Linked DNA regions of Homo sapiens: regions 1, 3 and 4 are each linked to region 2. A link is a loop called in an ENCODE intact Hi-C map of the cell type or tissue named here. Cell type or tissue: chondrocyte. All regions are shown on one strand.

The links. A loop is a pair of places that touch in the nucleus more often than their neighbours do. Peaks named below come from ENCODE experiments on the same cell type or tissue, not always from the same donor. Only the 100,000 strongest peaks of a DNase experiment are listed, where the experiment ranks them.
Region 1: it touches region 2 in a loop (2.6-fold over the local background); 12 of 110 quality-filtered maps call a loop at or near these places.
Region 3: a loop joins it to region 2, with 6 times the contacts of the local background. A loop is called at or near these places in 80 of 110 quality-filtered maps.
Region 4: it touches region 2 in a loop (6-fold over the local background); 4 of 110 quality-filtered maps call a loop at or near these places.

The regions. Positions count from the first base shown.
Region 1 is chr4:183,836,123-183,844,122 of GRCh38, reverse strand. It overlaps a transcript of STOX2 not described here. Among named protein-coding and RNA genes, the nearest start is that of STOX2, 65 kb to the left of the region's middle. In chondrocyte, CTCF peaks have their summits at 3,495, 3,700 (motif pointing left) and 4,662 (motif pointing left); no DNase peak of the experiment used is centred here.
Region 2 is chr4:183,468,901-183,476,900 of GRCh38, reverse strand. LOC124900823 (a long non-coding RNA gene) reads right to left here and starts at 4,402. Exons shown (of 2, transcript XR_007058411.1): 1 at 4,169-4,402. In chondrocyte, CTCF peaks have their summits at 4,250 and 4,486 (motif pointing left); no DNase peak of the experiment used is centred here.
Region 3 is chr4:183,598,606-183,606,605 of GRCh38, reverse strand. No RefSeq gene overlaps it. Among named protein-coding and RNA genes, the nearest start is that of RWDD4, 57 kb to the left of the region's middle. RefSeq lists an enhancer at 6,721-6,780. In chondrocyte, CTCF peaks have their summits at 3,515, 3,717 (motif pointing right) and 6,218 (motif pointing right); no DNase peak of the experiment used is centred here.
Region 4 is chr4:184,247,824-184,255,823 of GRCh38, reverse strand. It overlaps the pseudogene RPL6P16. Among named protein-coding and RNA genes, the nearest start is that of ENPP6, 34 kb to the right of the region's middle. In chondrocyte, CTCF peaks have their summits at 4,584 and 4,785 (motif pointing right); a DNase peak (open chromatin) is centred at 2,706.

The DNA of each region.
Region 1 (8,000 bases), 370 kb before region 2:
ACAAATACAAATTCACCAAATTGAATAATAATTTTGTTTTTTTAAGAAACAATTATTAGATTGCTTTTAAAAAGATTAGAAATTCGGATTGGGTAGAAGAACACTGGGAGTAGATGCAATTAAATAAGTAACATTAAAGAAAAGTAAACATAATTTATTTTCAGAATTTTACACCTACACTACATAAACTATGATTTACGTATAAAAAATTAAGTAAGTAAAAGCAAAAGTACAGAACTGTGGGTCAACTATAATTACAATTATTATAAGATACAGTGACGTATGAAGAAAAGAACATGGATTATGGAATTAAAGATGAGTTTCTCATCCTTTTGAAATGTTCTTTCATGGTATTACCTTTATAATAACTAAAACTCAAAGAAGAAAAAGAGCCGAGAGTATCTTTTTGCTAAAATCAGAAAAAATCAAAACAATATTTCATCATATGTGAAAATTATATGGAATCCAAATTTTGGCATGCACAGAGCTTTACTGGAACACAGCCACGCTCATGCGATTTCCATAATGTCCCTGGCTGCTTTTGTGCCACGGCAGCAGAGCTGAGTAGTGGTGACAGAGACCATATGGCCCCACAGTCGAAAGCATACACTATCTAGCCCTCTGTGGAAAAAGTTTGCCAACTCCTGATCTAAAGTTCAGTGCCCAGGAAGGTACACAATGTTTCTGTCTACATTTGTGGCTGAACAAGTCTAAAAATTGAGTGGAAATATTTAGTACTTAAGCATAAAAATGATTTCATCTTCTATTTTGGTGTTTTTCACACTGAGTTCTGCGGAGTCCTACGGGTCAGGGTGACGTCTCTGTGTGAACTGTGTGGCCAAGGTTCTGAGATTCTTCTCCCTCCTCCCAAAAAGAGTCATTCTGCTTTTATCCTTGCAGATTGGGATACCACCTGCAATTTTATTTTAAAAACATTTTTCTTTTTCTTTTTCTTTTTCTTTTTTTTTTTTTTTTGAGATGGAGTCTCGCTCTGTCTCTCAGGGTGGAGTACGGTGGCGCGATCTTGGCTCGCTGCAACCTCTGCCTCCTGGGTTCAAGCAATTCTCTGCCTCAGTCTCCCGAGTAGCTGGGATTACAGGCACCTGCCACCATGCTTGGCTGATTTTTGTATTTTTTAGTAGAGATGGGGTTTCGCCATCTTGGCTAGGCTGGTCTTGAACTCCTGACCTTGTGATCCACCCGCCTTGGCCTCCCAAAGTGCTGGGATCACAGGCGTGAGCCACCACACCCGGCCTGAATAACATTTTTATTTCAAAAAAAAAAAAAAAGAATTTAAAACTCACTGTGACCTATTTTATCTATGAGAGATGACTGCAGTGTCAAGCAAGTTTCAAAGGCCATATATGAAAAGGAACCATTATGAACCTAAAACCACACAAAACCGGACTGAAAACCAATCAGCCCTATTTGCTGAGCACTATGTCGTGAAATGAAACATAGGCAGCCAACATGGTGTATGAGGACTTCAGTTTTCTCACAGAGCACTTTCCTCCACCACAGCTTAACCCCATGTGCACACGGCCCTGCTGTATACTTTATTAAATATATAAAATTACAGAGCAATTTGATTCACATTCCTGTATTATTGCCACACATCCATTTTCCTGGGGTTAGCGAAATCAAAAACTAAAGAAACTACAAACAGGGTGGCAGAGTACCTATAATTTATTTTTATAACTAATGAGCCATTAACAGGTACTTGAGGAGGTAATTAAAGGGAAATTGATAGGAGCTGACTGTGAGGCTTGAAGTTTTCATGTTTGCTTTTTTAGTAAAGCAATAGTCTTCTATACTCCATTCAAAGCATCTGAAAAATGAGTTTAGCCACGTCGTATGGAACTAGTAAACTGATATAGACTAGGTTCCATCTAAAAAAGCAGATCTAAGACATTCCTACAAAGACTGAGTTTTGCTGAATGCCTGGGGCAGCCAGTAAGAAGACTGGTCTCTTCAACACTCAAATCTGGAAAGGTGGTAAGAGCTACTAGGGAAATGAGGAATTACCTGTGTGATATTTTAATGAATATATGTGGCAATGAGCATGAAAGGATCAAGTGGCTTCATTATCCATCTAACTTTTCTTACAGGGATTATATGAGGAAATTCATTACTTAAGCCACACACTGGCAAGGACACAGCCCTTGCTGAAAGTAAGGCTGGTATTAATAATTCCACAGTCAAGTTTTTTTTTCCCATATAAATGACTCTTTCAAATTGTATGACTCTATGGGAAAATTAAATTCCCACCATAAGCATTTACCTTACCCACTATTTTCCAATATCTTGATTATGCAAAGCCAACTTAGTATTTGATTTCATCATTCATCCAATAAGAAATTCCTAAAATAAGAGTTGCTCTGTATAATCATCTGGCATGTATTTTGGAATGCCTTAATAAGCTGTGTATTTTTTTCTGTCTCTATTTTCTCAACTTCTTACCTATTCTAAAAAGTTGTTTTAAATGTTCAAAAATAGTGAGCAAGGCAACTTACAAATGAACCTCATTTTAAAATAAGAAGCAGGCTGAGCACAAGAGATGGAGGAAGAAATCGCACGCTACCAAGGGTTCTGATGATTTCATAATACTACGGCGTGGCACAGTGGCTCAAGCCTGTAATCCCAGAACTTTGGGAGGCCGAGGAGGGAGCATCTTTTGAGGTCAGGAATATAAGACCAGCCTGGGTAACAGTGCAAGTTCCTGTCTCTCTAAAAATAAAAAATAGTAATAATAATTAGCCTGGTATGGTGGCATGCACCTACAGTACTAGCCTGGTGTGGTGGCATGCACCTATAGTACTAGCTACCCAGGAAGCTAAGTCTCCAGTAAGCTATGATCACACCCCATACTCAAGCCTGAGCCACACAGCTAGAACCTGTCTATAAATAAATAAATAAATAAATAAATAAATAAATAAATAAATACTACGATGAAAACTGAACCGGGCGTGGTGACACACGCCTGTAATCCCAGCACGGGAGGTCGGGGCGGGCAGATCACTTGAGCCCAAGAATTTGAGACCAGCCTGGGCAACATGGTGAAACCCTATCTCTACTAAAAATACAAAAATTAGCCGGATGTAGTGGTGTGCACCTGTAATCCCAGCTACTCAGGAGGCTGAGGTGGGAGGATTGCTTGAGCCCAGGAGGCGGAGATTGCAGCGAGCTGAGATCCCGCCACAGCACTCCAGCCTGGGCAACAGAGTGAGACCCTGTCTCAAAAAAAATAACAGAATACAATGAGTGAAACTCTCTCCCGCAGATCCACAGTGTGCAGTGTCTCTAAGAACACACTAACCACATCACTGAACTTTTTTTGTAGTCAGACAAAAAGATTAAGACCAAGTCTCAAGCCACTGAAGAGGGGCTCTGGCAAGTCTGAAATATGCATATGAGCTAAGCTTCAGAGTATGAGAATTATGAGAATTTCCATCAAATCTGTTTCTTGTGTTATAATTATCCTACAAGGATTTCTAGGAGACCGAGGGGAAAGCATGGCAATTTTATGCAGTCAAAATACAGCAAATAACCACTGCCACACACTCACCCCACACACTTACACACAAACACAAACGTGCAGAAAACCTCTGGTTGCCATTAAGTGTGTCAGGAAAGCATCACCAGTTTATCTGCAGTGATGAAGGGGCTACGTCAGATGGCTTCTGCCATTCTTCGCTTGCCCCCTGGTGGCCAACCACCTAAAGAAGGGCTCAGAAATTACCGAGAGAATTCCTCCTTCAGAGAACAGGAATTGACTGTTACATGGACAAAGAAAAGACATTTGTAACAGAACACAGAATTGTACAAATGGGTTAAGAATCATTATTTTAAATAATCCATCCACTCTCAAAAATTCAGCTTTTCAGACACATTGTCTATTTGTAACAATAAGGTATTAGAACGTTCCAATCTAAATACAAAAGACTTGATTCCAAAAGTTACATTATCAATTTTGTTTTCACAACAAAGCGGAGAAAAACTACATGCTTACATTTTTTGGCATCCCTTTTCCCCTAGTTCTTGCCCCCACAACCAACACACACACACACACGCGCACACACACACAGAGTCCATGAAAAACAAAGAAATCCTTGCACGCTGAGTGTTCACAGACCACAGGCCTTTGTGTTACTCGAAGGCAACATTTTACAAAAGGAAGAACAAACAAAACCCTTAGAGCGTTGGCCAAAACTCGCTACAGACTCAGTATCAACAATATTTGTAAATCCGAAAGTTTATCATTTCATAATTGATGTTTAAAAGTTAAATGGATTCTTTACTCATGCAATCTGCACAACATTAGGTGCCACATCACCATATGTAACTTATGGGAACCAAAACAACTCACATATATTTCAAATTCTTTCCATTATTAATTAATAGAAATTATCAGAATGTCCGAAAAAGAACATGAAATGCAAAGTCAAGAGGACACAGTTCGCGTTCTGGCCTCATTCACTCACTCTATTACTTTGCCCTGTAGACTTGCACACAGTCACAGTAACTTTCTCAACTGCAAAATTAGGGACTCGCATGGAGAAATCCCCTCAGGTTTCCTGTAGTACTAATGCTGGTTGTTCTAAAAGGAACAGCGGATGAGCCACAACTTTCCATTTCCCTCGTTCATGGTGCCCTCAAGTGGTTCAGAGTAAAAATAAACTTTTGTTGTGTGTGTGTTTTAATTCTTGCCTATATGCAGGAGAACGTTAAAGTCAGTGGCACCCAAACTTTTCGGATCAGTGTGATGGTTAATTTTATTGCCAACTTGGCTAGGTCACGGTACCCACATATTTGATCTGACACCTAGATGTCTAGATGTCTCTGTGACTCTTTCAGATGACATTAACACTTAGCCAGTAGACTGTGAATAAAGCAAATTACCTTCCATGATATGGGTGACCCTCGTCCAATCAAAGGCCTTAAGAGAAAAAGACTGACTTCCTCCAAGGAAGAGGGAACTCTGCTAGCCAACTGCCTTTGGATTGGATCTGCAGCACCCACTCTTCCCTGGGTCTCCAACCTGGCCTGCTCTCTGTGTGTGTGTGTGTGTGTGTGCATGTGTACCTGTGTGTGTGTGTGTGCGCGCGCGCGTGCACGTGTACCTGTGTGTGTGTACACACATCTTACTGCATCTTATTGGTTCTCTTTCTCTGGCTAGCACAATCAGTGATTCTCAAATGCTTACCAGAAACTGCTCATATATACCTCTCTCCAAAGTGAAGACTTCTGCAAGAAATGAGACTCACTGGTGATGAGTGTGTAACCACGTGGAGGAGGTGGAGGCAGAACAAAGGCTTGAGAGCCACTTGTATATAACTAAACAAGGCACACTCTCCTCAACAGTCAGTCTCCACCCATCCACAATGGGTGCCCCAAGTGGGGGCTGCAGAGAGAGGCCAAAACCCCTGGAATGGGAAGCACAGTTTTGAGCAAGAGCATTACTGTGCTGCTTTAAGGACATGGGGACTCACACACTGGCGAGGCTGTGGCAAAACTCTCACAAAGTAATCGGCCATTTGTGATAAGCAACTTGATTTGCTCATATCTTTGATGTAGTAGCTTCATTTTTATGTAAATAACAGATTTATCAACAAAGATTTATATAGATATGTTCATCTCGATGTAATTTATAATAAATCTCAAAACTATCTAAAAGTAATGAAATAATAAATCAAGACACACCCATAAAAGTATTGTTTATGGTCATTAAAAATATTTGAAATATTTTATGTATTTATTTATTTAACAAATTTCATTTATTTAAATATTTCAATATATGTATTGAATTATTTAAGTATTTCAATATATGTATTGAATTATTTAAGTATTTCAATATATGTATTGAATTATTTAAGTTTTTCAATATATGTATTGAATTATTTAAGTATTTCAATATATGTATTGAATTATTTAAATATTTCAATAAATTAAATAATAAAAATAATAAATACTAAAAATCTAGTCAATATATTTATTGAAATATTTAAAGAGAAAAAAGGAGATAAATTTAACATATTTTTACCGTAAAAATTATCACTAAATACAAAAGCGGTGATTTTCTGTTTTAATTTTAATTTTCTGTATTTTTCTAACTAATCCACAATGAATATGTGCTATCTCAGAACTCAAGGTAAAATTTTCCTAAAAAAGTGAGTGCCACTGGAACAGACACCCACATCTGCACACCCACGTCCACAGCAGCATCATAGCCAAAAAGTGGAAACAACTCAAGGCTCCATCCACAGATGAACAGATAAACAAAATTTGGTATACACACACGATGGAGTATTTATTATTCAGCCTTGAAAAGGAATGAAATTTTAATATGTGCTACAACATGCGTGGAGGCCAGGTGCGGTGGCTCACATGTGTAATCCCAGCACTTTGGGAGGCTGAGGCAGGGGGATCACTTGAGGCCAGGAGTTCGAGACCAGCCTGGCCAACATGGTGAAACCTCATCTCCACCAAAAATACAAAAATTAGCCAGGCGTGGTGGTGCACGTCTGTAATCCCAGCTACGTGGGAGGCTGAGGCAGGAAAATTACTTGAACCCGAGAGGCAGAAGTTGCAGTGAGTCAAGATTGTGCCACTGCACTTCAGCCTGAGTGACAGAGAGAGACTCTATCTCAAAGAAAAAAAAAAAAGCACGGACTCTGAAAATAGCATGCTGAGTGAGATAAGCCAGATACAGAAGGACAAATACTGTATGATTCCACTTATAGGAAGTACCTAGAATAGGAAACTCCATAAGGCAGCAAGTAGAATAAAGGGTGCCAGGGGATGGGAGTTCTTATTTAATAGGTATAGATATTGGTGATGGTTACATGACATTGTGAATGTATTTAATGTTACTGAATTGTACACTTATGAATGATTTAAATGATCTATATGAAGGGTTATGTATATTTTTCCACAATTAAAAATAAAGGGAATGGCCTGGGATGCTCTTCCCCACTCCCCGAGAAAGCTCCAAGGATTCCCCCATTTCTGCTCCCAGAAGTCTTTCCTCCTGCTACTAATCTTCACTCACCAGCATAGATGTCAGTCTATGTGTTTATCCCCACTCTTGTACAGTGCTACGTGTATGAGTCCTAAGAAGCAGGGATGTGCTCTAATTAATCCTGTATAAGCAGCACACAGTACAATACTGGCACACAGTAGGAACTCAAAACACCGTCTTCCTGGAATTATTATATAAAAGACAGAAAAGACAATCCATTCCAAGGTGTACCAAACCTGTATAGTCAAATTAGAAGCAAATATTCCAGATGAATCTTAGTGTCCCTAAGTGAAGTTTTGTAGTTCCACTGAGCCAACTAGGAGATTTCCAATATCAGAGTGTCTAATAGTATCCCTGCTTTTTCACCTTCATGAGGCTGTCACGAGAAGTCACTGACCCTGCCACGAAATGGGAGACGGTGACTGCGATGGACACTGCTGATGCTCACTAATACCAGGTCACCCCTTCCCAGGACATGGAAGACTGCACTTCCCAGATCCCTTCCCATTGTATGGGGCCATGTGATGGGGTCTGGATAATGGCTGAGGCATCAAAAAGCCCCTGAGTCCCCTCACATTGTTCACATTCATAGAAAGTAGAGTCGTGCCCTAAGATTGCAGCAGCCTGGAGCATAGACTTTGCAGAAGAAGAAATGAGGCTTAATGTGTTAAGCCACTGAGACGTTATTTCAGCATAAAACAGCCTATGCTGCTAACGTAGTGACACTCCTTATGTTTATTTTTAGTGGTCCTCAGACCACTGTTGCTGCTGAAACCCGCTACACCACAACCATACCCATTGACTTGCAGAAGAGGATCTGCGGTGCAACCTCAGAGGATAAAGCAATCTCCACAAGCCAGGAGAAGGAGAGTCCAAACAACAAATACCAAAGTCAATGACTCTCACAATGGGCAAAGGATTTGAACAGACATTTCTCCAAAGGCTATGATAAACAGCCAAAAAGCACATGAAAAGACGTTCA
Region 2 (8,000 bases):
GAGTGCAGTGGCATAATCTCAGCTCACTGCAACCTCTGCCTCCCAGGTTCAAGGGATTCTCCTGCCTCAGTCTCCTGAGCAGCTGGGATTACAGGTGCGGGCCACCACACCTGGCTAATTTTTTGTATTTTTAGTAGAGACAGGGTTTCACTGTGTTAGCCAGGTGGTCTCCATCTCCTGACCTCATGATCCGCCTGCCTTGGCCTCCCAAAGTGCTGGGATTACAGGTGAGAGCCACCGCACCTGGCCTGTTTTTAAATTAAGAAGATTCAGGCAAATTGTTTTTGTGTTCCAACAGTAAACAAGCTGATGCAAAAGAAATGACTATTACCAAAATGGATAATCTTTTCTTACATTTTTCCTCATCCTCAGTAGTATTAAATATTCACTATATTATAAATTGCTCAGGCCAATGCCATCTAATTTTAATGTTACCGTTCGTTGCTCCTGGAAACCGACAAAGAAATCAAATCAGAATTTACAAAGACCATGAAAACGAATCATACTCACAAGTGAGACAATATATGATCATGAAAGCTGTGGGAAGAGTGTGCATCATTCAAAGCAGAGAATGGAAAGAAAGGCTGTGCTGGGTTATGGTATATTTATCTGGTTGGTACATGAAAATCTTCACTGAAGAGAATACTAAAAGGCCAAATTTTAAATGGCCAAAGCCAGGGAGCAAATTACTGCCAAACTTAGCAAAAGGGTTTTCAGCCAGTGTTGCCCTTAATGGGGTCTCAGACCACCTCCATCAGAATCACCGTCGGCACTTACTAGAAGTGCATGTTTCTGGACCTCAGCCTAGACCTAACCTGAAATCTCCAAAAATGAGGCCCCGGAACCTACGTTTTAAACAAGTTCTTTCCGGGCCTGGCATGGTGGCTCATGCCTGTAATCCCAGCACTTTGGGAGGCTGAGGCAGGAAGATTGCTTAAGCCCGGGAGTTCGAGACCAGCCCAGGCAACATGGTGAAACCCCATCTCTACAAAAAAAATCCAAAGATTAGCCATGTGTGGTGTGCACCTGTAGTGCTAGCTACTCAGGAGGCTGAGGTGGGAGATTCGTTTGAGCCCAGAAAGCGGCTGCACTCCAGCCTGGGTGACAGAAGGAGACTCTGTCTCAAAAACAAACAAGCAAACTGAGTTCCCTGTGACTCTGTCTCAAAAACAAACAAGCAAACTGAGTTCCCTGTGATTCTTTCACCAAGTGGAGAGCCATGGACGTAGTCTCTGAGCCCCCACCAGTTACTGAAAGAAGTATAGTCACCTTGTAGTCCAACAATTTTTATCTTTCTTAGTGACTAATTGTTGACAAATATTTTCCTTCAAAATTTGCATTCTTGAAATAATCAGGCATGTAAAAATCCTTCTAAAATATTCAATTTGAAATTTGTATTAATGAAATGCTTTCTACCATATTATATGACAGATTTGCAGATAGGAATCTGATACCAAATTCAGCTGAAAAAATCTTCTTCATAAAATGCTAAGACATTCAAACCATTTACTAATCTGTCAGGAAGGCATTTGAAATACAGACAACATGACGTGATTTGCTTCACAGTGAGCTGATAGTTGTTAAGCTGGGTGATGATTATATGAGGATTTGATGTATTATATTATATATGTATATTTGATATACTCCATAATTTCAAAGTTAAAAAAAAAAGCTGCCCACCCAAATGCTTTTAAAGACTCTCTCATTAAGATATGTAATGTACCTGGTATTTGTTATTACTCCCTTTGTTTTGCTAGTGAGTAGGTATTTTGCATTTGTAGTAGAGACAGAGTTTCACCATGTTAGCCAGGCTGGTCTCGAACTCCTGACCTCAAATGATCCGCCCACCTCGGCCTCCCAAAGTGCTGGGATTACAGGCGTGAAAATTAAGAAATTAAGCATATACTAACTGAACGTTTATTGTAATTGTAAAACTCAGTTAAGCCAAATGGCATTTAAAAGCCCCAGGGAATGTTGACAATTGATAAGATATTTGTTATTATTATTATTTTGAAACAGGGTCTTACTCCTTCTCCCAGGCCAGAGTGCAGTGGTGTCATCATGGTTCACTGTAGCCTCCATCTCTTGGGCTCAGGCAATCCTCCCTCCTCAGTCTCCTGAGTAGTTGGGACCACAGGTACGTGCCACTGCACCCAGCTAATTTATCTATTTATTTATTTTATGTATTCTTTATTTTCTGTTTATTGTTGGTACACCCTTGTAGAACACCGGCTAATTAAAAAAAGCTTTTTTTTTTTTTTTTTTTTTTTTTTTTTTGTAGAGATAGGGTCCCACTAGGTTGCCTAGGCTGGTCTCAAACTCCTGGGCTCACACAAGCCTCCTAGGTCAGCCTCCCAAAGTGCTAATCCCAAAGTGAGATTACAGGTGTGAGCCACTGCACCTGGCCAAGATTTTTTTTTTTTTTTGAGACAAGAGTCTCGCTCTATTGCCTAGGCTGGAGTGCAGTGGCTTGATCTCAGCTCACTGCAACCTCCACCTTTCGGGTTCAAGCGATTCTCCTGCCTCAGCCTCCCGAGTAGCTGTGATTACAGGCATGTGCCACTATGCCCAGCTAATTTTTGCATTTTTAGTAGAGACAGAGGTTCACCATGTTGGCCACGCTGGTCTCGAACTCCTGATCTCAAATGATCCGCCCTCCTTGGCCTCCCAAAGTGCTGGGATTACAGGCGTGAGCCACCACACCCTGCCCCAAGATTATTCTTATTCTTATCATTATTATTATTTTTTGAGACGGAGTCTTGCACTGTCACCCGGGCTGGAGTGCAGTAGTGTGATCTCAGCTCACTGCAACCTCTGCCTTCCGGGTTCAAGCAATTCTCCTGCCTTAGCCTCCCAAGTAGCTGGGATTATAGGTGTATACTAAGAAAGTCTTACAGTGTCCATCAACAGATGAGTGGATAAACAAAATGTGGTATGTACATAAAAAGGAATATTAATCAGTCTTAAAGAGGAAGGCAGTTTGGGAGGCCGAGGCGGGCGGATCACCTGAGGTCAGGTGTTCAAGACCAACCTGGCCAACATGGTGAAACCCTGTGTCTACTAAAAATACAAAAATTAGGTGGGCATGGTGGCAGGCACCTATAATCCCAGCTACTCGGGAGGCTGAGGCAGGAGAATCGCTTAAACCCGGGAGGCGGAGGTTGCAGTGAGCTGAGATCGTGCCACTGCACTCCAGCCTGGGCGACAGAGCCAGGATCCATCTCAAAAAAAATAAATAAATAAAAGAGGAGAGAAAGTCAGTTACATGCTATAACATGGATAAACCCTGAAGATATTATGCTAAGGAAAATAAGCCAGTCACAAAAGGACACCTATTGTATGATTCCACTTATTTGGGGGACATAAAGTAGCCAAATTCATAGAGTGCAGAATGATGGTCACCAGGGTGGACAGGGAAGGATGCAATTAGAAGTTATTGTTTAATGGGCCAAGAGCCTTAGCTTGGGAAGATAAAAAGTTCCGGAGATGGATGGTGGTGATGGTTGCACAACAATTTGAATGTATGTAACGCTGCTGAATTATATACTTAAAATGGTAACTTTTGTTATGTATATTTTACCACAATTAAAAAAAATATTGAGTGCCTGTTATGTACTAGTCAGTGTTGAAAAAGACAGTCAGGTGCCTGAGCTCATGGAGCTTCCATTCTGGTGAAGGAAATAGACAATAAGTGAGATAATTATGAAGGAAATAAAGGGGTGATTTCACGACATAGTAACTAGAGAAGGGGATATTTACTCTAGATAGTGGTGTTGGAGATGAGATTTAAGGGATAGGAATGAGCCTCTAAAGGCATTGCAGTTAAAGGATGCAGCAAGGATAAAAGTCCCGAGGAAGGGAAAGACTGTCTGAGGAAGAGAAAAGAGGCCAGGAGGTTGAAGAAGCAGACACACGGCCTGGAATCTTTTGTTGTGCAAAGAAGAGAAGATGGTGGGGTAGATCAAGGGGTTGACAAACTTTTTCTGTAAAGGACCAGATGATAAGTAATTTAGGTTTTTCAGGCCAAGAGAAAAAAAAAGAAGGAAAAATGAAATTTCCATAATGACATTGGTAGGAAAAAAGTCTGACATAGTGTCTATAATTTTGAGAGAGGAGTGGCCAGTAGTGACAATTTTTTGTTCCACTTAGGAAATGATCAGAGGCTCACCTGAACTATTATCCATCCAAAAGTGGGATTCAAAGAAGGAAGAGGGCCTAGAAATGAGAAAGAAGCGAAAAATATGTTTGTTGAAAGGTCAACATGGGTGTTTGGAAGAGGTAATGCTAATGAGGTATTCGTAAAATTGGAGGTAGGCAACTTTGCTTTTGATACCCGTTATCACCATTCCATTGCCCCAGTAAATGTAAATTCCTTAAGTGTTTGGCACATACGATACGACGTCCAATAGATACTTGTTGAATAAGGTAACTTTTTCCTTCTTTTTGATTATTCCCTGAGAAATAAGTGTCCTGGTGCTGCCCCCTGGTGGCTAAAGGATCCCTTCATTGGGAGCCCAAACCCTCCTTGGCAATGCCGTGGGCTGGGAACCATGGCTCTGTTTGACTGTATAGTTCCCCTTCCTCACAAAGGATATTAAGGATGTTAAAGGGTATCAGTGGTATAGATAAGAGAAATACGTTTTTCTTTCTTTTAAATTCTATATTTGATTTTTAAAAACTTTATCCAAGTGGGCGTGAAAGTCTTAATAAAAATGCCTACGAATAAAAGGGTTACATGGACATGTGCAAGAGTAGTTCCTCCTATTTAAAACAAACAATTCCCTTTTAGCCAAACTTCCTTTTTACAAAACCGCTATATTTAGCTTTCCTTTCTTGAGATGAATCTTTCCTTTCCATAAAATTTTGAAACAAAATAAGTAACTGGCTTAAGCCAAAATTGGGATTTAATTTTTTATTTTATTTTATTTATCTATTTAGGGACGGAGTTTGGCTCTTGTTTCTCAGGCTGGAGTGCAGTGGCGCGATCTCGGCTCACTGCAACCTCCGCCTGCTGGGTTCAGGCAATTCTCCTGCCTCAGCCTCCCGAGTAGCTGGGATTACAGGCATGCGCCACTATGCCCGGCTAATTTTGTATTTTTAGCACAGACAGGGTTTCACCATGTTAGTCAGGCTAGTCTCCCACCTACAAAATTATTGTTTCTTGATCTTTTTTGTAGGCCTGTTTAGGCGTAAAATATTACTTTTGAAATTAACAATAAAGAGTAAAATTTGCCTCTTTAAGTGGATACCTGTGCTTATTTTTGGTAGCACAAATACTGGATCCTGGGATGAATTTGGACTAAGCACCTGCAGATTTCCTTTTCAATTGAAATGAGAATTTCTGTCTGTGTTCTTCATGCTTGTTATACTGGAAAAAGTTTGCTTACGTAAGTAAGAAATTGAACATTGTAACAAAATTTTCATTTTAGGCATACGAATAGCAGGATACTCTTCTTTCACAGAAATCCAGAACTCGCCTAGGGAGAGATCAGTGAATCTCATCTTGAATGTACTATCAGACTGCAGTTTACAAAGTTCTTTCTCTCCTCTCAAAGTCAAGTTCTCAAGCTGAGTAGGTTTAAAGGAAAAGTCCCTCCGCTGGTCATTGGTGTTGAAATGGAGAGAAAACGCCCTTTCATTTTGTCCTGAAGTTCTTCCAGAAGGTTTTCAATAAGATGTGAGACTTACTGATGTCTTTCCTTGCTCATAGGGCCAAACGACATTGGAAGCATTTTAAGATTTTTTCAGCATGATTTTTTCAAAAATTCAGTTTCCTTTTAAATCCAAGAATCTCATTACTTGGAGTCAACACGTTTTCTCCTGGGGCCTGCAAGATACTTGTTCAACTAGTTTATGTGATAAAGTATTTGCTAAGTAGGCTAGTTTCTGCTGACATTCTTTATCTTCAAAGCACTAAGAAAAATCTGGCTTTCCATTTTCTTGAAAGTCCTCCTGCAAGTCACCTTTCAGCTCGAACTCTTCCTTTGTTAAGCCACCTGGTTTCTCTGTACTGGGAGATTCATGTACCTTTGTCCAGGTTTTCTTAGTTTTTAAAGCGTACTCAAGTGAACTGGGCTTTTTAAAATGTAGTTTCTCATGTTTGAGAATCACTCAGAACTTTGGTCACTTCACCTCCAAGAGTTTTTTACTTCAATACCTTTCTATAAAGAAAGTAGTGTGTTGTGACTTTGTCAGAATTTTCTTTCTTTACAAGAGGTGAAAATTCTTTTTTTTTTTTTTTTTTTTTTTGAGATGGAGTCTTGCTCTGTCACCCAGGCTGGAGTGCAGTGGTGTAATCTCATCTCACTGCACCTTCTGCCTCCCAGGTTCAAGTGATTCTCCTTCCTTAGCCTCCAGAGTAGCTGAGATTACAGGCGCCCGTCACCACGCCCAGCTAATTTTTGTATTTTTAGTAAAGACAGGTTTTCACCATGTTGGTCAGGCTGGTTTCAAACTCCTGACTTAGGTGATCTGCCCGCCTTGGCCTCCCAAAGTGCTAGGATTATAGACGTGAGCCACCACACCCAGCCAAGAGGTGAAAATTCTTATGGAACCATCCATGCGTGGGACCCTATGGTCCAGATTGTGAGCATGGTTCCTCCAAGACAGAGCTTTTGTTTCCAGGTAGGAAGACAGAACCTTAAATGTGTCTTGGCCTTGAGGTGAATTTTTACAGCAGGAAGGTTTCTTGAGATTCATCATTACTTACAGATCTTCCCAGTGCTACCCAGTGATATTTATTGGTAACGTCTGTTGACTCATCAACCTGAATAAGGAAGCTATTGTTTTCCAGTTCATTACGCAAAATTCTTCAGCATCACAGGAAAGGAATATAAACTTTTTCCTCTGCTCCTTTAGGTTCATTGTCTGGGGCACTGAAGATTAGACTGATGAAAGACAGATTAACAGGAGAAAAGACATACAAATTTTATTTGATCTTAATCTTTATATATAAGGGCCTTCCTGGAAAAGAAGTGAAGAGCCAAATAAGCAGATAGATCTGAGAGCTTATATACCATCTTCAACAAAGAGCAATAAATTGTGGAAAAGTGACAAGACAAAGGACTTTTTTTTAAGAGAGATGGGGTCTTGCTATGTTGCCCAGGTTGGCCTGGAACTCCTGGCTTCAAGCAATCCTCCCACCTCAGTCCTGAGTAGTTGTGACTACAGGTATAGCCACCACACCAGCAGGAAAAGGGTTTTAAGCTTCTAGGGGCTGCCCTCTGTGGGATCATAGACATATGGGGAAAGTAATGGAAGATAAGGGTTAATTTAGTAAGGTTGGTTTGTGCAGGTCCATCTTGGTGCCAACTTTCTGTTTTCTTCATGGTCATAAAATGTCCCTGGGAGAGGAGATTTATGGCAGTTCTCATTTCTCAGGCATTTCTGCTTTTAGTCAGATAGGGAAAGCCCCAGGAAGGTTCTCTTTGCATCTGCTAATTCTCAAATGCCTTCAGCTCAAAATAATTCATATGCCACAGTGGCATATTTTGGGGTAGCATATTCCAATCCTCTTCCACATCATGTGACATGTCATCACTATGTTGAGCTATACTGTTGAAAGTGGAACCTTGTCAACTTCTTATACTGCATCTTATCTTGTCGTTTTACTCACTGTAATTTTACATGCTGGCCTAATGAGATTCTCACCAATGGTGTGACTTTTCCTTTTTTGAGCAATTAGTCCAGCTAGTAAATAAGTTGCTGTAAGCCTTTCCACTGAATGTGATTATCTTTTCTTTTCATTCTTTCTTTCTTTCTTTTTTTTTCTTGCGAGAGCTTTCCCTGTTTGGAATTTCCAATAGTCATTTAAAAAACATCAGCACTTTTACTATTAAATGGCTGTGATTTGTAGGTAGGTTCTTTTCCAATTTTTTGGAGCCACTGCTGTATTTGTAAGATGACACTCAACATATAACAGACTAGGCCAACTTGAATTACCAGACCACCTAAAACTCATCAACAAGTAACTTTGATTGTTACTTTTTGGTGCATCCTTA
Region 3 (8,000 bases), 130 kb before region 2:
TTATTATCGCCATTTAACGGACGAGGAAACTGTGATTCATGGAGATTACTTAAGGCACCCAAGTCACACAGCTCCTAAGTCATGGTGCTTGAGTTCATACCTAAGCCCTTTGGCTCTGAAATATATTTGGCTGGGTGCAGTGGCTCATGCCTGTAATCCCAGCACTTTGGGAGGCCGAGGTGGGTGGATCATGAGGTCAGGAGTTCGAGACCAGCCTGAGCACCATAGTGAAACCTCGTCTCTACTAAAAATACAAAAATTGAACTGGCGTGGCGGTGGGTGCCTGTAATCCCAGCTACTCAGGAGGCTGAGGCAGGAGAATCGCTTGAACCTGGGAGGCGGAGCTTGCAGTGAGCCGAGATCACGCCTCTGCACTCCAGCCTGGGCAACAGAGCAAGACTCCATCTCAAAAAAATAAAAAAATAAAAATAATAATAATACGTATATATTTATATATTTTATATATATATGTCCTTTGTCTCAGATTTCTGCAACAAAGCTCTTAAAACCCTTGGAATTTCCTGAACGATAGGAGTGGCTTTTGTCTGTGTTAAAAAGTCCCTTTCTAGAACCTTTAAGTTGTGCTAATGACGTGACTTAGGGTGGGGCCCCTAAATAGCCTTAGGATGGGATTGGTAACCAGAAACACCAAGTGATTAGAAGGTTGTAACTTTCATCCCCACTCACTGGAAAACAGCTCTCTGAAGACCCTTGAACAAGAGTTGATGAACTTCCAGGTTGCTGAGCTCATGGAGGTGCTGGGATGGTGGCCTGCCCCAGAGGGCGTGGAAGCTCCATGCACCCCCACCCCATACCTTGACCTATGCATCTCTTCTGTCTGGCTGTTTCTGAGTTGTACCCTTTATAATAAAGCAGTAAACATAAGTAAAGAGTTTCCCTGAATTCTGTGAGCTGTTCTACCAAATTGTCAAAACTGAAGACGGGATCCTGGGAATCCCTGAGTTACAGCTGGCAACATGGTGAAACCCCGTGCCTACTAAAAATACAAAACTTACCTGGACATCGTGGCACACGGCTGTAGTCCCAGCTACTAGGGAGGTTGAGGCACGAGAATCACTTGAACCCAGGAGGCGGAGGCTGCAGTGAGCCGAGATCACACCACTGCACTCCAGCCTGGGCAACAGAGTGAGACCCTGTCTCAAAAAAAAAAAAAAGCAGAAATTTATTGAAAACAAAAGTACAGTCTACAGTGTGGGAGCGGGCCGGAGCATAGAGGCTCAAGAGTCCTGTTACAGAATTTTCTGGGGTTTAAATACCCTCGAGAGGTTTCCATTGGTTACTTACTGTATGCCCTTTGCAAATGAAGGGGATGAAGTAAAGTTATAAAGTCATTTACTCGGTGTACGCCCTATGTAAATGAAGAGGACATTTCCTATCCTACTGAAGTGTTTCCGTTTGATTTAGTTGTAGGAAATCCTTAGGTTCCCTGCCTCATTGGGACAAAAGAAAGATCAAAGGAAACAGAAAAAGAGTCAGAGATAAAATAACTCTAGGAGCAGCGGCTCACACCCGTCATCCCAGCAGTTTGGGAGGCCGAGGCAGGTGGATCACCTGAGGTCGGGAGTTCGAGACCAGCCTGACCGACATGGAGAAACCCCATCTCTACTAAAGATACAAAATTAGCCGGCATGGTGGCACATGCCTGTAGTCCCAGCTACTTGGAAGGCTGAGGCAGAAGAATCGCTTGAACCTCGAAGGCAGAGGTTGTGGTGAGCTGAGATCAAGCCATTGCACTCCAGCCTGGGCAACAAGAGTGAAACCCTGTTTCAAAAAAAAAAAAAAAAAGAACTCTGCCACCACTGTGTCAGAGAAACCACAAGAACAATACATGTCAGGCAGCAGATGCTTTCCAGACTTCAAGACGAAGAAGGTCCACGTGAATGTCTTACTGGACTTTGGGGATCTTTTTTTTTTTCTTTTTTTTGAGATGGAGTCTCACTCTGTTGCCAGGCTGGAGTGCAGTGGTGCGATCTCGGCTCACTGCAGTCTCCACCTCCTGGGTTCAAGGGATTCCTCTGCCTCAGCCTCCCAAGTAGCTAGGACTACAGGCAAGCACCACCACGCCAGCTAATTTTTTGTATTTTAGTAGAGACAGAGTTTCACCATGTTGGCCAGGATGGTCTTGATCTGACCTCATGATCTGCCCACCTAGGCCTCCCAAAGTGCTGGGATTACCGGCGTGAGCCACCAAGCCCGGCGGGGAATTTGGGGATCTTTAACGGCCTTTCAGGAATACAGGTACTGAAGGGGACCAAAGTCAGGATCCAGAGTATGGAGGATTTAAGTGAGAACCGGCAGTAGGGAAGCAGAGACGGCAATTATGGAAAACTTGTCTTTTAGAAATTTTGCTGTAAATGATGGAAACAATTAGCAAAGCATAAAGTCTTTGTATGTTTGCTCATATGAATAGGAAAAACATAGTAGGTGCTCAGTGAATTCACAAATGAATAAAGATAATAACTAACATTTATTTCGTGCTTTCTGGGTGTCAGGTATTAGCCTGAGCACTTAAAGTGATTTAACTCATTTATTATTTCCAACAATCCTATATGAAGTAGTGTTATCGCCAGCATCCCATTTATACTAAGGAAACTAAGGCACAGAAGGTTTAGGTCACGTGCCCAAGTTTGTTTTCAAGGTTCATACTACTGCCTTTAATGATAGGTTTGAAGATCAGAGACAAAACTTTTAAAGGGTTTTATTTTTTAAAATAAATCTATAGTAAATTACATTAATCTTCATTAATGATTTCATCTATTTTCCAAGGAATGGTTATGACAATGAAAACAGGAATAAACCCATGCAGATTTATGAGATTAAAGAGTATCTTTTTTTTTTTAATTTTTTGAGACAGGGTCTCTCTTTGTCACCCAGGCTGGAGTGCAGTGAAGTGATCTTGGCTCACTGCAGTCTCCACCTCTGGGTTCAAGTGATTCTCCTGCCTCAGCTTCCCATGTAGCTGGGATTGCAGGCATGCGCCACTGTGCCTGGCTACTTTTTGTATTTTTTTTTTGAGGCAGGGTCTCACTGTGTTGCCCAGGGTGGAGTGCAGTGTCATAATCTCGGCTCACTGAAACCTCTGCTTCCCGGTTTCAAGTGATTCTTGTGCCTCAACCGCCCAAGTAACTGAGATTACAGGCTCATGCCACCACACCCAGCTAATTTTTGTATTTTTAGTAAAGATGGGGTTTTGCCATCTTGGCCAAACTGGTCCTGACTTTGAGTGATCTGCCTGCCTCGGCCTCCCAAAGTGCTGGGATTACAGGCATGAACCACTGTGCCCAGCTAAAGAGCATTATTAAAACAACTCTCTTCCTCCCCTGTGTATCCACAGCACCCAGCCCCATGTACTATGTGCATAATGGGATCATAAATATTTGTTGAAGAATAAATCAATAACTCCAAGCCATAAATTATTATTATCAGATTGGTAATATTTATTAATGTGAACATAATTTTTAATGATGATAAAAAGACACAGTGAAAGAAAAAGTAGCTATTTTAGAAAAGTGTATTCCATATCCTCTTTAGTTTTTCATATAAAGATTGCTTCTTTTATAAAACTTTCAAGCCCCAATTAAGTTTCTTTCCTTTTCCTCTCCTTGAGAGTTCTTAGAAAAAAAAAAATAGAGTTCTTAGGGGTTTTGTTGTTGTTGGTTTGGTTTTCTGTGGTAGTTTTTTGTTTTAATGATCTATGTTGCTGAAACAGCAGAGGGAGCTAAAATGAATGAGCTGAGGTTGCTGCCGTCATCATCAATGCTTCCAACGCACAAGGATTTGAAAACCAGACACATCACCTTTCCATTCCACCTGAAACATGATTTGAACAGAGAGTAGGGGGGCACCCCTCACCTAGAAGGTAAGAGGGTCATAGTACTTAAGATTAGGGGATAGACCTGAAACACTGCGTTCACGTGTTGAGAAAGCCTAACTCATCCAAGAACACATTCCAGAGGAGGCCGGAGGGATCAGCGACTCTGGCTACTAGGCCTGCAAATCCACATACTAAGTCTCAGCCCTCTGGAAGAGAAGTCAGGCCCAGAGGCCTCTGTAGAGTGACATGTCACCTCCAGCAGATGCAGGCCTTTTTGGAAATGGTCAAGTTGGGAAGAGAGTTCTTTGACTACAGCAGATCTCTTTTAACTGCCACACATAATCCATTTCCATGTCATGTAAATTTGGGAGTAAATTTACCTATTTGTCCCATCTGTTTTATTATTATTATTATTATTATTATTATTGTTATTTTTTGAGACAGAGTCTTGCTTTGTCGCCCAGGCTGGAGTGCAGTGGCATGATCTCAGCTCACTGCAATCTCCACCTCCCGGGTTCAAGCAATTCTCCTGCCTCAGCCTGCCAAGTTGCCACCATGCCCAGCTAATTTTTTGTATTTTCAGTAGAAATGGGGTTTTGCTGTGTTGGCCAGGCTGGTTTTGAACTCCTGACGTCAGGTGATCCACCCACCTCAGCCTCCCAAAGTGCTAGGATTACAGACGTGAGCCACCGCGCCCCGCCTATTATATATTTTTGTGTTGGTTAAAGAGGAGGTTGAAATTATGTTTTATGTCATTCACTTTAAGAAACAATATGACTGTATGATATGTTTTAGAGGGATTTCCTTCAAAATTGATAAAAATTAACATGTCAGAGCTTAAAATAAGCTTCAGCTATTTGGAGAATTATGGTGTGTGCACCATCTCATCTCTGATGATGATGCTGAATCAATGAGATGTGGCTCTCTGCTTACTAGTCTTACTTCTCTACTTACTAGTTCATATCCCTGTCTCCTAAAAGGAACATGACCAAAGTCACACAGTGAGTCTCTGGTGGAGTAGGTGCTAGATCTTCAGTGTTTTGATTTTCCATTGACTGCTCCAGACACTAAACAATCCAGGAGTGTACCTGAGCCTTTTCGTCTGCTCCATCTGAGAGTTATCAGCATTCTGTGTCAGTGCATGGCTGCAATGCAGAAGGTGGCAGTGCATTCACTCTTATTAATATGCTGAAAATATTTGCTTCCTGACATCTGTCATTTTGCATAACTGTGAACACAAACCATAGACACCATCTGGGATGTCAGGGCAAAGGGAAGTGTGGCTGTTTGAAATTCCTTTCCAATTTAATTTCACAGTTTTAAAGAGCCCTGTTTTTCTTCCATGATAATTATAGGGAAAATAATTAACTATTATCCTCTGAGTGATAAAATTACTACAAATTAAGAAACAGTTATGAATATAATTTACAAATAATTATGTGATAGCAGTATGAAAGTGCAAGACTAATGGAACAAAATTAATTAAAGCTATTGAGAGATAATCTTTTCTATTTATTTGTTTTGGTTCCTCGAGGGCAGACTGTCCCAAAATGACTTACAACAGCTACAATTATAATTCAGAGGGATATCTGAAGAATGTGCTCACAAGTGTGTATGGTAAATATGTTGGGTTTCATTGCCAGTGGCACACAGCTAGAAGTCTCAGCAGGACCTCCAGAGAAACAGAGCTGTCTTAATACAAAGTGTTAAAACAATTGAAATGAACATGAAGCATAGGTGTGAATATGATGATATTCATTCACTAGACCAGTAGTTCCTTGTTGGGAGTTTTTGATTTTTGAGACAGAGTCGCACTCTGTTGCCCAGGCTGGAGTGCAGTGGTGCAATCTTAGCTCACTGCAATCTCTGCCTCCCAGGTTCAAGTGATTCTCCTGCCTCAGCCTCCAAAGTAGCTAGCACTATAGGCACGAACCACCATGCCCAGCTAATCTTTTGTATTTTAGTAGAGGCAGGGTTTCACCATGTTGGCCAGGCTGATCTTGAATTCCTGACCTCAAGTGATCCACCCGCCTCAGCCTCCCAAGGGGTTGGGATTATAGTCATGAGCTACCATACCCAGCCACCTTACTGGGAGTTGATGTCAGCAAAAATAGCGAAGTGAGGACCTCTGAAAATTCTTTCTTCCATAGAAAGCAATGAGAAAATGGCAAAAATGGTCAGAATCAACTTTTCTCAGAACTCTGAAAATTAAAGTCTTGTCACAATCCAGGGAGAATTTACTCAAGAAAAATGGCTGAATCTTGGTAAGAACAACTAGCTTTATGGCATTTTCACTCGCCCCATCTCCATTCCCTTTTCTCTGACTTTATGTTAGCCTTGAAAACAGCCTCCCAATCACAGTGAAAACCAGCAGCTTGGCAGCCACCAGAGGGGGCAAAATGGGCTAGGGTTCTTCAAGGCCTTATTCCTTGAGAATTGTCATTATTTCACCTGTTGCGTAGTTCCCTGAGAGACCCTACTAACAAGACTGTCTTTGTTTGACCTGACTCTGAGCTCACCTGGTACCAAAGCCTTTCCTTGGGGACATTTGTCAAAAACACTTAAAAGACATTGTTTAACTTTGCAGCCTCCCAAAGCAGTGGATAACAGTTGGGGCAAATAATAGACTAGCCAAAAAATTTAAAAGGAAAAGCTGGAGAGTGGGATGTCCATGGGGCTTTGAAAAGCTCCTGCATATTCCTGGGAATCTACAAGGCCACATTGGGCTGTGTGCATGCCCAGCATTGTCTGCATGCTCAAGAAAGACCTGAGAAGGCCCTGAGCTCTGACCTCTGCTGACCTTGAACCTCTGCACAGTGAGGAAGTGAAAGCTAAGATAGAGTTGTCAGCTGCCTGGCTGAGTCCTAAAGGTGTGCCCAATGTACACAGATGGCCCACTGGCAAAGACCAAGAGGCTTATTGGTTCCAGGTGTTTAAGGAAATCTCTCTGTAATCATTAGCTGACTACTAAGCTGACTACTAAGCAGGAATTTCAGTGGCTACACACAACAAAGAACACAAAGAATTCATTCAGAGAAGTCACTGAACAAACAAAAATACACACAAAAGCAGTAATAGCAAACTCTGGGGAATGGGGAGAATCTGATTTTGAGAATTGCCATACTGTATTATTTGAAATGTAGTTTTCAACAAACATTGTGAGACATGCTATCTTAGTCCATGTTGTCATTGTTTGCTGCTATAACAGAATATTTGAGACTAGGTGACTAATAATGAACAGAAATGTATTTGGCTAATGGTTTTAGAGGCTGGGAGGTCCAAGAGCATGGTGCTAGCATCTGGTAAGGGACTTTATACTGTGTCATCCTGTGGTGGAAGGCAGAAGGGCAAGAGAGAGTGAGAATAAGAGAGCAAGAGGGGGCCAAACTCACTTTTATAACAAACCCACTTTCATAATAACTGACCCATTCCTGTTACAATGATGTTAATCCATTCATGAGGGCAAAGTCATATGACCTAATCACTTCTTAAAGTTCCCACCTCTCAACACTGTTGCATGGGAGATTAAGTTTCCAACACATAAATTTTGGGGGACACATTCAAACCATAGCACATGCCAAGAAACAAGAAATTATGACCCATGTGCAGGAAGGAAGCAATCAATGAAACTGTCCCACAGTAAGCCCAGATGTTTAAATTACTAAAAACACTTTAAGTCAGCTATTTAAAATATGCCTTCAAAAACTAAAGGAAACTATGTCTAAAGAACTAAAGGAAAGTATAAGAGTGATGTCTCACTAAATAGAGAATATCAATAGATATAAATTACTTTTTTAAAAGAAGCAAATAGAAATTCTGGAGGTAAAATTTACAATAACTAAAATGAAAAAGCCATTAGATTGTTTCAACAGCAAATTTGAGACAGAAGGAAGAATCACCAAACTGAAGATTGGTTAGTTGAGATTATCCAGTCTAAGAAACAGAAAAAAGAATGAAGAAAAATGAAAAGAACTTCAGTGATATGTAGAACACCATCAAGCATACCAACATATACATAATAGGAATCCCAGAAGGTAAGGAGAGAGAGAAAGGGGAGTAATAATTATTTGAAGACATATGGCTGAAAACTTCCCAAATCTGGTGAAAAACATTTATTTATGTATGTATTTAAGAAGCTTAATGAACCCTAAGTAGAATAAACTCA
Region 4 (8,000 bases), 780 kb before region 2:
GCACAGGGGCAGTCATTTGGGGTCTCTGGGGTTTCATGAAATACAGCATCACATTTTGCAGCTCAAAGCCTCCTATTTATTGGGGACTCAGTGAAGAAAGCCAGAAGTGTGATGTTGCCTGGGTAGGAGAGCCCGGCCTGCAGCCTTCTGCTAGCAGCAGCAGGAAACTGCAGCCCTGAATCAGGGCCTTTGTTCTCCTGAAGCCTGCAGGGAGTAGGCCCTTCTGCTCACACTGCCCTTGGGCAGCAAGCGTGTGTCCCTGGGAGCCCATGGTGGCGGCCCCCTAGGTGCAGCAGGAGTTGGGCCTGGAGGCCTGGCTGGGGGCAGCTGGGGACAGCACTCATTGTTTCTGCCCCTGCTCCTCTCGCAGCAGTGAGGACTGGGCTCCCATCCAGCAAAAAGGGCTGGAAGCTTTCTGCAAGAAGCACCCAGGCTTGGTTGGTTGGTTGGTTTGAAATGTATCCATTATTTAATTAGGTTCTTTGCAAGAAATTGAGAACCGCAGTTGGTCAGGACACATTGCGTTTGTGAGTGAGAACACAGAATGAAGGTAGCCCTAGAGCTGAGGGACAGCTTTGGTTCGGGGCAGCATTTGTGAGTCCACAGCTTTCTGATCTGTCTCGCACTGCTGTGTAAGCCGCATTTCCTTCTCTGTGTGGAAGTGCTCACCTTCCTGGTGTCTGTGCGTGTGCAGCAGCCAGATGTGGGGGATTTTCACACTGCTCATCGCAACTTTGATGGAGGTGCTGATGACACATTTCCAGTATGTTCCACACAGAGGAACTCAGTTGAGAAGCAGAGGTCTAATTACTGCTCAGCTCAGGAAAACCACCCTCTGGACTCCGTGGCGCCCAGTGAGGATGATGGGAGCAGTCCCGGGGGAGTGAGGCTGCCTGCAGCCTTCCCACGTTCTGACTGAAGGGTTTTGTTTTGTTTGCCAGGGCTCCATGATTCCAAGGCGCATCTTGAGTAGGCACATAGGTAGGCATTTCCGGAAGTTTTACCATCCAGGCACCTCCATTCTTATCATCCTCTGCTGGTTTTGTGACAGTAGCAAGAACCATTTTTTTTTTTTTTCCAAATCTGGATTTAGCGGCTGAATGCTTCCTCTTGTACATGGCTTTTCTGGACTACAAGCAGGTCAGGAATATCTGCCCATACCCCTGATGGGACAGGGTTTCTGCTACAGAGGGGCTTCCCCATCCTGGGCTCTTTGGGTTTGAGATTACCCTTCTTAATCTTGCCACTGGCATGAGCCTTCTTGGCTACAGGTTTCTTTCCTTAGCTTCCCGCTGCTCAATTTTTCACTCATCATCTTGCGACACGGGAAAGCGTTGGGTCTTGTTTTGATGCAACTCACTACGGAATAGATGCAGAGGCAGAGGCAAAAGTATCAGTGTTTTATCAATTGCTTGAAAGGCTACAAATAGATTCACAGAATGTGTAGTGCTGGAGGAGACAAACATACAACACAAGAAAGATATTCAGCCTGCAAATATACTTAATGCCTGGCCAGTGTCAGGGAGAATGGCAGGACCAGCTCCTCTCAATATGGGAAGGAGTACTGAGGAACAAGACCCTGGTGTGTCCGGAATTGGTGGGTTCTTGGTCTCACTGACTTCAAGAATGAAGCCACAGATCCTCGTGGTGAGTGTGAGAGTTTACTTAAAGATGGTGTGTTGGGAGTTTGTTCCTTCTGCTGTTCGGACATGTTCAAAGTTTCTTCCTTCTGGTGGGTTCGTGGTCTCGCTGCTTCAGGACTGAAGCTATATACCTTCACGGTGAGTGTTACAACTCTTAAGACGGTGCGCCTGTAGTCATTCATTCCTCCCATCCGCAGTCGTTCATTCCTCCCAGTGGGTCTGTGGTCTTGCTGGCCTCAAGGGTGAAGCGGCAGGTCTAGGAAGTGACGGTTACAGCTCATAATGGCAGTGCAGGCCCAATGAGTAAACAGCAGCAAAATTTATTGCAAAGAGCAAAAGAACAAAGCTTCCACAGACCGGAAAAAGACCTGAGCAGGTTACCACTGCTGGTTGGGGCAGCCTGCTTTTATTCCCTTATCTGGCCCCACCCACATCCTGCTGATTGGTCCATTTTACAGAGAGCTGATTGGTCTGTTTTACAGAGAACTGATTGGTCCCTTTTGACAGGGTGCTGATTGGTGTGTTTACAATCCCTGAGCCAGACACAGAGTGCTGATTGGTGCATTTACAATCCTCTAGCTAGACATAAAAGTTCTCCAAGTCCTCACCAGATTATCTAGACACAGAACACTGATTGGTGCATTTACAAACCTTTAGCTAGACACAGGGTGCTGATTGGTGTGTTTACAAACCTTAAGCTAGAAACAGAGTGCTGATTGGTGTGTTCACAAACCTTTAGCTAGACATAAAAGTTCTCCAAGTCCCCACCCCACTCAGGAGCCCAGCTGGCTTCGCCTAGTGGGTCCCGTGCCAGGGCCGTGGGCGGAGCTGCCCACCAGACCCGCACACGGCGCCTGCACTCCTCAGCCCATGGGTGGTCAATGGGACCCGGTGCCCCTGAGCAGGGGGCGGTGCCGGTCAGGGAGGCTCGGGCGGTGCAGGAGCACATCACGGCGGGGGTGGGCCGCTCGGGCATGGCGGGCTGCAGGTTCCAAGCCCTGCTCTGCGGGGAGGCGGCTGAGGCCCTGTGAGAATTCGAGTGTGGCACGGGCGGGCCGGCAGTGCTAGGGAACCTGGTGCCCCCTCCGCAGCTGCTGGCCTAGGTGCTAAGCCCCTCACTGCTGGGGCTGGCAGTGCCAGCCTGTCACTCTGAGTAAAGGGCCGCCAAGCCCATGCCTACCTGGAACTTGCACTGGCCCGCGGGCACCGCGCGCAGCCCCGGTTCCCGCCCGGGCCTCTCCCTCCACACCTCCCTGCCAGCAGAGGGAGCTGGCTCCAGCCTCGGCCAGCCCAGAGAGGGACTCCCACAGTGCAGCGGCAGGCTGAAGGGCTCCTCAGGCGTTGCCAGAGCAGACTACCAGGCTGAAGAGGCGCTGAGAGAGAGCGAGGGCCACCAGCACCTTGTCACCTCTCACTGGGATCCACGTTCTAGAGTCTGAATCTCAGTTGGATGTGAGACTTCTGAGCTCATGGTACAAACGAGGCTTACTGGCAGGTCACTTCTGATTAGGAAGAGTGACTTCAACGTCTGTCAGTATTTCCGTTTCCTCCAGAAGAGCAAATACAGCATAAAGTTTCCTATTGCTGTTCTTAGAAATGTATCAGAAATTGAGCAGCTCAAAACAACACAAATGTATTATCTTACACTCTGGGTTGTCACAAGTCTGAAACGGGTCTCCCAGGACTGAAGTAAAAGTGTTGGCAGGGCTGGGTTTCTTTCTGGGGGCTCTAGGGGAGAATCCTTTTCCTTGACCCCTCCAGCTGCCCACGTGCCTTGGCTTGTGATCCTCTCCCTTTCCCACCAGACAGCACCAGACAGCAGCAGCTGTGCAAGCTCTTCCAGTTCTTTTCATGACACATTGCTCTGACCTCCTCTTCTCCTTCCCTCTTCCACATTCAGGGCCCTTGTGATTCCCCTGGATGGACCCCAATAATCCAGGATAATCCTATGGCAACTTTAATTCCATCTGCTACTTTAATTCTCCCTTTTCATGGAACCTACTTCATCTACAGGCTCTAGGGATAGGACGTGAACACTTTTGAGGGGCCATAATTGTTTTAGGAGTTATTAAGAAATTATTTTAGGCAGAGAGGAAGAGGGGTCCTTGGGAAGTTTTTTTTTTTTCCTTTTAAAGCAGCTCCAGAAACATTTCTTGTCTAGCAGGAAAGCCCCAACTCTTAGTATGGGAGTTGGGGGGCAAGCTTTGATACACAAATGCCAGCTGTTAGAAACTGGGTCCACCCAAACATGGCAATTCCCACTGTCTTCTTCTTGCCCCCTATGTGCCTGGCAACATGGCCGCCCCCACATATACCTACGTGTGTAGAACATCAGGGGGCCCTGCATTTGCATATCAAAGGACTAGGATGGGAAGGCCAGTTTTTTCCACTGGGCTATGTGAATGACATGCCTAGTGAAACCAATCCCTGAGCCCTATGCAAATCAGACACCGCCTCCTCCAGCCTCCTCATATAACTGGGGGTTTTCCACCACACCCAGGGTTCCCTCTTTCGGCTTGGAGATCCCTCCATCTGTCTCTGTACAGGGGGAGCCTCTTCCTTCTTTCTTGCCTATTAAATTCTCCACTCCTTAAAACCACTCCACATGTGTCCGCGTCGTTTTATTCAAACTGGCGCGAGACTAAGGACCCTGGTGTTCCTCCAGTCATGGGAGCCATATCGTTACGTCTACCACGGGGCAGCTCCAGTTTGTCAGGATACCTTTGACATTTATGGTCTCAACAGCTGAAGTCCATGTCTTCAGCTATCTGGGAGTGACAATGAAGGTGCATGATTTGTCATTGCTCGCCGTTTTACTTCTAAACGCTTGTGCCAAAGCCAGTAAGGTACTAGCGAGTAAGCCTCCCAGTTGTGACGTCTCAACACCTTGCCAACCTCCCAGTTGTAACGTCTCAACACCTCGTTGCTGATCTCATTTAGTGATACTCAGATTAGTTCTCACAGTAACCCTTTGAAATTGACATAATCCTTCCCAGATTCATAATGAGGGGACTTATGAAATTATATGCTACAGTGATACCTCCAAATTCAAGGACTCTTTCTATATTCCCTGCAAAGGTGTAAAGGTTTTATGTCCTTAGTGACTCCAGTCCCTTGCAGGGTTCTTTTTTTTTTTTAATCTTTGGCCACTAGAGGGAGACAGCTCTTTGAAGAACTGAGGCCATTTTGCACGTTTGTGGGTATAGATGGAGGAAAACACTGTGTTTAACAACAGTATCCAGGCTGGGCACGGTGGCTCACGCCTGTAATCCCAGTACTTTGGGAGGCCGAGGAGGGCGGATCACCTGAGGTCAGGGGTTCGAGACCAGCCTGACCAACATGGAGAAACCCTGTCTCTATTAAAAATACAAAAAATTAGCCGGGCTTGGTGGCGCATGACTGTAATCCCCACTACTCGGGAGGCTGAGGCAGGAGATTTGCTTGAACCCGGGAGGCAGAGGTGGCGGTGAATCGAGATCGCGCCATTGAACTCCAGCCTGGGCAACAAGAGTGAAACTCCGTCTCAAAAAAAAAAAAAATTGGTATTCAGGGCTGACCTAACAGGTCGAAAATGAAGGGGATCATGCCTGCCCTTGTGCTCCGTGCAGACCTCAATGGACAATTTTCCCCAGCATCTTCAGGGCTCATACTTCCATAGTAACAAGTGCCATTCAGACCAAGGTCTTTTTTTTTTTTTTTTAACCCAGCCATCGACGCTGTAACATTTTAAACAATCTTCTCTATCTTTGAAGCCTACTTCGTGGAAAGAAAGGCCAATAAGTGATCAGAACTGACACTATGTAAAAACATAGAATCTCCAAAATTCGAAGTCTCTAAGTGCTGCATGTAGGATCTAAAACGGTGGGCATTGCTTACCTAGACAAGGCGTGTTCAAACCAAATGTCATCTAAGATTGCTCCAAACTGGGAATGAGGATTCATTTTCTCTGTTAGAGAGTTCTGGGTTCCCGGTCACCAGATATGCTCCTGACACCTCAGAGTGTACAATATGCGACTTCTGTACTAAAGAGGTTGCTTCCAATGAGGTAAAATGTCTAATATGGTAATCATGTGCGTCTAATTAAGGCTGTATGCACAAAAATCAGCCACGATGCCAAATAGCCAACTTAGGAACACAGGGACCACAGAGAGAACTCAGTAAGGATGACGTGGAATGACTTTAGTTTAATGCTGCGTATGACAGATCTTTATGTTATTATTAGAAAAGTAATTATATACTTACCTTTTAATGTTGATTTAAAACTTAATTAGCTATGACCAGAGGATATTGGTTGTATGATACCAATTTTGAAATTTGTTATTTTATGGTCTATTTTTCATAGCTATTCCATGTATACTTGGAAAAAATATGAATTATCTGTGCATTTGGTGCAATGTTCAGTATCTATCCATAAGATTATTCCTGTTGATTATGCTGTTAAAATATGCATCTTCAATGATTTTGAACTATCAATTACTTGGAGAGGTGTTCTGAAATCTCGTCTTTTCATTACGGCTTCTCCTTATCTCTAGTTATGATTTTTCCTTAAACTCTATTTTGCCAGATGTTCATATAGCCATGCCTGTTGACTTTTGTTTAGAATCTATATGCTGTGGCTTTTCCTACCTTTTTATTTTCAATGTTACCAACATAGCCTTACATTTTAAACAATACTTATAAGTGGCATATAGTTGCATTTAAAAAAATTTTAATTTGGGGTACATAGTAGGTACATAAGTTTATGAGGTACATGAGGTATTCATCGCATCAGGGTAACTGAGGTACCCATTGTCTCAAGCATTTGTCATTTCTTGTGTTAAAAACAATCCAATTATACCTTTTAAGTTATTTATAAGACTGTAGTCAACCCTTGTGCTATCAAATACTAGATCTTATTCATTCTAACTACATATAGTTGCATTTAAAATATCCAATTCCGTAATCTTTGTCTTCAAAAGGGTGGATTTAGTCCTAGCATTGGTTATAAGTAATAATACATCTGCATTTATTTCTCTCATCATGTTTTGCCCTTACTATTGTTCAATCTTTTCTATTTTTTTTCTTTCCTTTTTGTCTTATTTTGGATTGATTATTTTTGCTCACTTTCTTCTTTTTCCTACTACCTTTAAGTTATACATTTACTTACAAAATTTAATGTAAAGTTTTCAATTGAGAAAACAATGACTAGGTCTTTTTCAATTTATATGCAATTATTGTAGTGTATTTTATTTCAATTTTTGATTCCATGGAACCTTATTATTAATATTGTTTTAACTGATATTTCTTTTGATTTGGTAGCATATTTAACATTTTTTAAAATTTCTTTTTGCATCTTAAACTTCCTAACTGGGCTAACTTGGCTCATGCCTAAAGCACATCCTTTAGAATTTCTTTTTAATGAGGATCTATGAGGCAAACTCTTTCAGTCTGTTTAAAAATACTTTTTCCAGGGCCTACTTGAGGGTGGAGGGTGGGTGAAGGGAGAGGATTGAAAAGCTACCTATCGGGTACTGTGCTTATTACCTACGTGATGAAATAATCTGTACAACAAACCCCTGTGGCACGCAATTTACCTTTAGATCAAACCTGCACATTTACCCCGAAACGAAAGATTAAAAAAAAAAAAAAAACTTTTATTTTGTTCTAATCTTCAAAGTTATTTTCCCTGAGCACACAATTCTAGGTTCATAATTATTTTTTATTTAGCACCTTGAAGATATTGCTCCATTGCCTTCTGGCTTCCCTTGTTGCTATTGAGTAATAATTTGTTATGTTAACTTTTGGTCCTGCTGAGTAATCTCTTATTTCACTATGTCTGCTTTTACAATTTTTCTTTTTGTCTTTGATGTTCTGCAATTTCACTGTGATCTGCCTGGATGAGTATTACTTTTCATTTCTCCTGTTTGGAATGTATTGAGCTTCCTGAATTAGACAGTTGTCCTTCATCCTTTCTGGGAAATTCTTAGCTTTCATCTCTTTGTATATTACTTTACTACTTTCTCCTCTACATTAGCAATTTTGCTTAAATGTTTGTTAGATGTTGTCAGTCTATCCTCCAAGTTTCCCAACCTTTCTTTCATATTTTCTTTCTCTTTGTCTGTCTGTACTATATTCTGCATAATTTTCTCAGACCTATCTTCCAGTTTATTAATGCCTTATTTAGCTTTGTGTTTATTGTGTTTATTTTACTTTTCAGTTTTGGAATTTTTATTTTTAAAGTATATGCTTCAGCTTTAAACAGTTTTTTTTTAACCACTTACTCATATTTTTACCTGCTCTTTTATTTCTTAAGCATATCAAATATATGTATTTTATATTGTAGGAGAGCAAAAATGGCTTCCCTCCAGCCTTGTAGGT